Regions from separate parts of the Mus musculus genome. Here region 1 is linked to region 2. A link is a loop called in an ENCODE intact Hi-C map of the cell type or tissue named here. Cell type or tissue: left cerebral cortex. All regions are shown on one strand. Links, peaks and the distances in the headings refer to the core of each region. The heading gives the core; the rest is flanking DNA.

Region 1 (2,807 bases), core at 174-2,673, 62 kb after region 2:
CCTGAGCTCAGGTCTCCATCACTTATCTCATAGCCAGGTGGGGCAGCACGCTTCAGCCACGCCAGCACTGAGTGGCAGAAATTGGTAGGTCCTTGGTGTTTGGTGGCCATCAGATCTAACTAAATTGGCAAGCTCTAGGTTCAGTGAGAGACTGTGCTTCAAAAAATAGAGTAGGGAATGATTGAGGAAGACATGCAGTGTTGAACTCTGAAACACACACACACACACACACACACAAACTGTAAAATAAAATAAAAAGAAATGAAGAACTTCCTGTTATTAAAAAAATGCCATTTAAAAAGTAACACTATAAAATTCCTTTCTAGGCCCCAGAAGGTGGTCTGGCACGGCTCCAACCCCCATGGTGTCCGTCTTGTGGACAAGTACTGTGAAGCCTGGCGAACCACGGACATGGCAGTAACCGGATTTGCCTCCCCACTGAGCACAGGGAAGATTCTGGACCAGAAAGCTTACAGCTGTGCTAACAGGCTAATCGTGCTGTGCATCGAAAACAGTTTCATGACAGACACTAGGAAGTGATAACCTTCCCATGATTCTTAAGAGAGTGTTCTAAGATATTTCTTATGTGAAGAGTTGACACTGAAGTCTAAAATGTTGTAAATATTACAAGTTTGGTTTTTATATATATTACACATCTGTCAAAAGAGAAACCAAAGAAAACATACCTCAGTATACTCAAAAGGAAAGACAGAAAGGACTCAGATCCAAGTCAAATCCAATCCACATATTGGTGCTAGATTCTGCAGGAAGACCCCCCCGCGCCCCCCACCCCCACCCCCCGCAGTGTGAACACATTCCCTGACACAGAGTAGGACAGTCTGAAAACAGGCCAGCATGATTCCCCAGTGCATTCTTCAGAAAGCGATTTCTTCCTTGCAACCATGGCTGTTGAGTGTAAAATGTGCTTTGTGTTTGCTTACAACATCAGCTTTTAGACACACAGGCCCTTCCTAAGTCACGAGTGATCCAGGCGCTTGGTGACTCCACGCACGCGCACACAGCCAGGGAAAGGGATCCGCTCAGACGATCCCGCTCATGTTTCCTCCGGCTTTGGTGTGGTCCCCACTAAAATAGTATTGCCATCATGCTGTAGAGTTCTGCGTGTTTACCCAGTCATAGCTGAGCGTGGCATCTGTTGATGTAATTCTGACTTGCTGGGAAGTTAAAACTCTAGGAGAGAAACAGCACAGAATCCTTCCCTCCCCCTCTCTACTGTCCCTTCCCATTCCCCCGCCCCGGTCTTATGATTTCCATTTGGCAAGCCTTGAATTACGACTGCAGCTGAAACAGATTGGCTGAGAGGAATTTTCTGAAAAGAAAAAAATCTCTGTATCATTGTGCTATAGACTTTGATATCTTTTTCCATGTAAGAACATAAAGACATCTTTTCCAGGTGCTTTCTCCTGTTTACGTCTTTCCCCCTGGGTCCTTCATTCCTTGGCACTGTGGCAGAAGAGGGCTGGGTGTGTGTGCTAATATTGTCACTAGCACTGGAGACAAGAGGGGTCGGGGTGAGGTAGGGATGACTCTGAGTGGGAGGCAAGCTCTGCTGTGGTTGCCTCAGGGTCTCAGTGCATGGCTTTGGGCTCTTCTGTCTCTCTCAAGGAGAACGGGATAGACACACTCAGTGAACAGGATAGACACACTCTCAGTGAACAGGATAGACACTCTCAGTGAACGGGATAGACTCAGTGAACGGGATAGACACACTCTCAGTGAACGGGATAGACACACTCAGTGAACGGGATAGACACACTCAGTGAACGGGATAGACACACTCAGTGAACGGGATAGACACACTCTCAGTGAACAGGATAGACACTCTCAGTGAACGGGATAGACACACTCAGTGAACGGGATAGACACACTCTCAGTGAATGGGATAGACACACTCAGTGAACGGGATAGACACACTCAGTGAACGGGATAGACACACTCAGTGAACAGGATAGACACACTCAGTATCTGCTTCACTCAGTAAAAGTTTATCATCGGTAAACGAGGTCCCCAGCTCTGCAAAGTGGGTACATTCTAAACCTCTACTTTACAAATGAAGAAAAAATGCAAGTGGAGGCTCGGCTCCTTCCTGGGTCCAGTCATGTGGCTGGCACGTGCAGGGCTGGCTTCAGGCTCAGGCCCAAAGTCCTCTCAAGGCACCACTGGATATGGATGCCTGTTGGTTCCATCTCCACTCCAAGTGCATGATTCTGGAAACATCATCAGTAGGCAAGAAGCATGCTGAGCTATTTCTTCCCATTCAGTGGGGACTGGCCCAGAAAGTCATCGGAGTGACTGCATCCTCCTAAGTCCTTGAAGTAGGAAGGAAATTCAGAACAAAACCAAAACAATATAAAACAAAACAACCCAGACCGTCCACTTCAAAATCCACAGCAGGAAGAGCATAGAATCTTTCTAATGAGTCAGAAACAGAAATGGCTACAGGGGAAAGTCCCAGTGGTAGATGGCTGGGGACAGATCCAGTGCTAAGTTACAGGTGGGGAGTTCTTGGCATGGGCACAGTGGCACGAGGAAGAGGACAGGAGGGTGCTGAGTCAGGAAGTATAGATGTCACCCACACCAGTCAGAGCCCACCAGAACAGAGACCATAGAAAGGACACGGTGGAGCAGAGCTGAGGGAAGCCAGGAAGAGAGATGCCCACTTCTCCTGACCCTAGGAGAGGGTGGTGAGACTTTCCCCCTCTGCATGCCCTGGAGGACCTACGTTCACAGACAAGAGTCAACTACAGCTACGTGCACTCTGACCAATCATTCCAATCCTGTGCTTG
Region 2 (2,807 bases), core at 263-2,762:
GCAGTCAGGAGAGAGCCTCAGAAAGTCCCCGGCATGAGGGAAATAACCCTGAATGATACTGAGTGTTGTGTTGAACCCATGGCAAAGCAGCCCCCACCTCATCCCAGCATCCACATTTCTCCCTCCTGGGACTGAGTTCTGCAGAGAAGAGAAAGGGGTTTCCAAAGCCTTGAGTCAGACCATGGAGTTGCAAGGATCTCCCATCTTTTGATAATAGCAAGGAGCGTCTGAGCTGCAAGCAAAGACAGCTCCCAGGCTGGGCGCAGCACTCAGTGAAAGCTTCTGATAGAGAGCAGGGAAACAGAAGTAAGGCAGGGACTGTACAGTATAGACCTCAGGCAGCAGGGATGTGGGTGTGGCAGGTAAGAACCATAGTCTGCTAACGCTAGAAAGACTTAGACAGATGTCTATACCAGAAAGGGAACCTGGGCAAACTGAGAGCACAGGTCTCCTGATATCTACCCAACCAAGGGTGGTCTGGGTGGGATTGTGGCACTGCACCCCCAAGACCTTGGCCAATCTTGGCTGAGATGGGGAAGCTGAGGATCCAGGAGTCTGTGCACTGCTTGGGGGCAGTATTGGAGTCCTGTGTGTCCATTAGGCTTAGCCACCCATGGGCACATCCTGGCACAGGTCAGTGGGCCACATGCTCAGGGCTCAAAGCATGACGTTGCTTTGTATAGACAAGTTCATAACCTAGAGAGAGGCTAACTCAGAATACTAACAACCTGGCGGTTCCTAGAGTGACCAGAAAGTGCAGTAGGGTCTGAGAGGTGAGAGGGTCACAGGGGTGAGAATGGGGCACGGATTTGGGAGGGGAACGTGGAGACAGCCATCTTAGGACAAGCATAGAGGGCGACCAGGAGAGGAAGAGAGCTCACGGTTCTGTGGATACGATGTCTTCCTTGCACCCTGCATGGAAGGTGATCCACCATGACACCAGTGCTTCAGATATAGGGACTGATGTGGGGAGCAGGGGACAGCAGCAACCTGGAAAGGGTGTGACATTGATCTCTGAAGACCTGGAGAAGTGATGGAAAGAGAAATGGCTAGTGGCGTGGTGCACTTGGGTCTCTGAGGCAGCCCGTTCTTTTCTTTCTCCAGTTCTTAGAAACTTGGGAGAAGGGCTGTACTCAGAGACCTACCCACAGTAGGTCCTAGCCCTGTTGTTCCTGGCTACTGGCCTTCAGCAGGAGACCTAATGTCTCTAAGATAGCTTCCCCCATTAGTCCAGAGCATGCCTGCTCCGTGGATTGGTCTGAGAGGTGGACAAACCACATGGTCCAAACACTCAAGTAGACCTCGATACACAGCAGTGGTGGGTAAAGGCTTGTGGTGGTCACTGCAAACTAGCTGGTGAAGATTTCAAGAAGCCAAGGAGCTCAGGGCCAGACTCAATGCAGTTGGTTCCCTGTTCTTTTGGAATCCCCTCCACACTGGCTTGCTGGTGTCTTGTTGTGCAAACCCTCTATGGCTGTCCTCTGCTTAAGAGAACTCCCCTAGACCCACCCTGTTGGTCCCAAAGCTGCTGGTTCCCAACACCCACATGGCAGACACCATCCTCAGGATTCTTCTGTCCCTCTACATTCGTTCCTCCACCTACACATGCTCACCCTCCAGAGGGCGCTGCTGAGTTCAGATTCATGTCAGAGAGGGCTTCTGTGGTCTGTTCTATAGGAGAGGGCGTGGAACAGCAGTGTTGTTGAGGCCACATGGCCTGAAGGTGACAGAGCCACATCTTGGGCCACACCCTCACTCTACCTTAAAGGGCATCGTGGCTCTTTTTTGGCACAGGGAATTTCCCTCTTGGTCTCAGACAGCCCTTCCTTTCTCTGTCTGGCTTCTTTCTTGGTCAGAATCTCACTTCTCCATTTCAGCCTTTGTAGCTTGCTACCCTCCGGGACATGGACTCTAACTGACAAACAGAGCCAGAGACAGCCTGTCCAGCCCTCCCTGCTCGTCCTGTTTAGGGTCGGCACCTCTGCTGCCCCATGCCTTTCTCTCCTGCCGAGCCAGCTCCTGTTCATGTGCCTTTGCATATCTGAAAAAAAAAAAAGTACCTTCTGCTGAGTTAGAATTAACTTCTGTTTCTCAGCTCTGGCTGTACACATGAATCACCTGTACCCAAATGTGTGTGGAACCGACAGAGATCTTTACTAAAGAAGCCCCAGGGCTGCTTCCCTGGGGTGTTCAGCGTGTCTGAGCAAAGCAAGAATCTACACTGGCAGAGAGCTCTGAGGGTGATTCCCAGACACAGCCAGGACCTCTTCCAGCCACACCTAAGGGCTCTCGGCTTCCCAGACATACCATCTGGGACTTCCAATTCCGACAGCTCTGTGCAGTTCTGCTTGCCTGGAACCCCCACTCCACCCGCCCTTCCTTCCTTCCTTCTGGCAAATTCTTATCCACCTCAGGATCCAGGCCAAATCCTCTCCCATGAGGCCACTTGCTTCCATGCCCCTGTTTCCAGCTTGGCTCTTGCTTCTGCTGTCCTGTGTGCTCTGTGATAACAGCCTGTGAGGCTGTTCTGTGCCCCAGGGCTCAGCCCACAGCCGGGCACATAGTGGATCCACAGGAACCTACCTGTGAGTGAGCACATCCGATTGTGACTGTGAGGGTGGGCAAAAGCAAAGCAAAGCCACACAAACACACCTCCACAATAACTTGAAAAGGCACGGAAGTCTTCAGACTAGATCTGCCTACACTGTCACAGCCCACACTTGGTTCCTCGCCCGTATTCCTTCTGCAGCCAAGAGCCGTGTGTTTGAGATGAGGCACCTCACTTTCTCCACAGAGTGGGATGCCTG

The links. A loop is a pair of places that touch in the nucleus more often than their neighbours do. Peaks named below come from ENCODE experiments on the same cell type or tissue, not always from the same donor. Only the 100,000 strongest peaks of a DNase experiment are listed, where the experiment ranks them.
Region 1: a loop joins it to region 2, with 6 times the contacts of the local background. A loop is called at or near these places in 2 of 42 quality-filtered maps.

The regions. Positions count from the first base shown.
Region 1 is chr4:47,311,751-47,314,557 of GRCm38, forward strand. It overlaps Col15a1 (collagen, type XV, alpha 1), which reads left to right. Exons shown (of 40, transcript NM_009928.3): 40 at 327-1,415. The coding sequence ends at 540. Among named protein-coding and RNA genes, the nearest start is that of Gm52732, 10 kb to the left of the region's middle. In left cerebral cortex, for the core only: no CTCF peak of the experiment used is centred there; a DNase peak (open chromatin) is centred at 1,141; H3K4me3 peaks cover 369 bases; H3K27ac peaks cover 983 bases.
Region 2 is chr4:47,249,519-47,252,325 of GRCm38, forward strand. The region is part of intron 5 of Col15a1 (collagen, type XV, alpha 1); the gene reads left to right. It overlaps Gm52733 (a long non-coding RNA gene), which reads right to left and starts at 2,559. Exons shown (of 3, transcript XR_003955398.1): 1 at 2,410-2,559; 2 at 1,614-1,671; 3 at 1-1,022. In left cerebral cortex, for the core only: a CTCF peak has its summit at 1,616 (motif pointing right); DNase peaks (open chromatin) are centred at 1,737, 2,367 and 2,725; H3K27ac peaks cover 2,017 bases.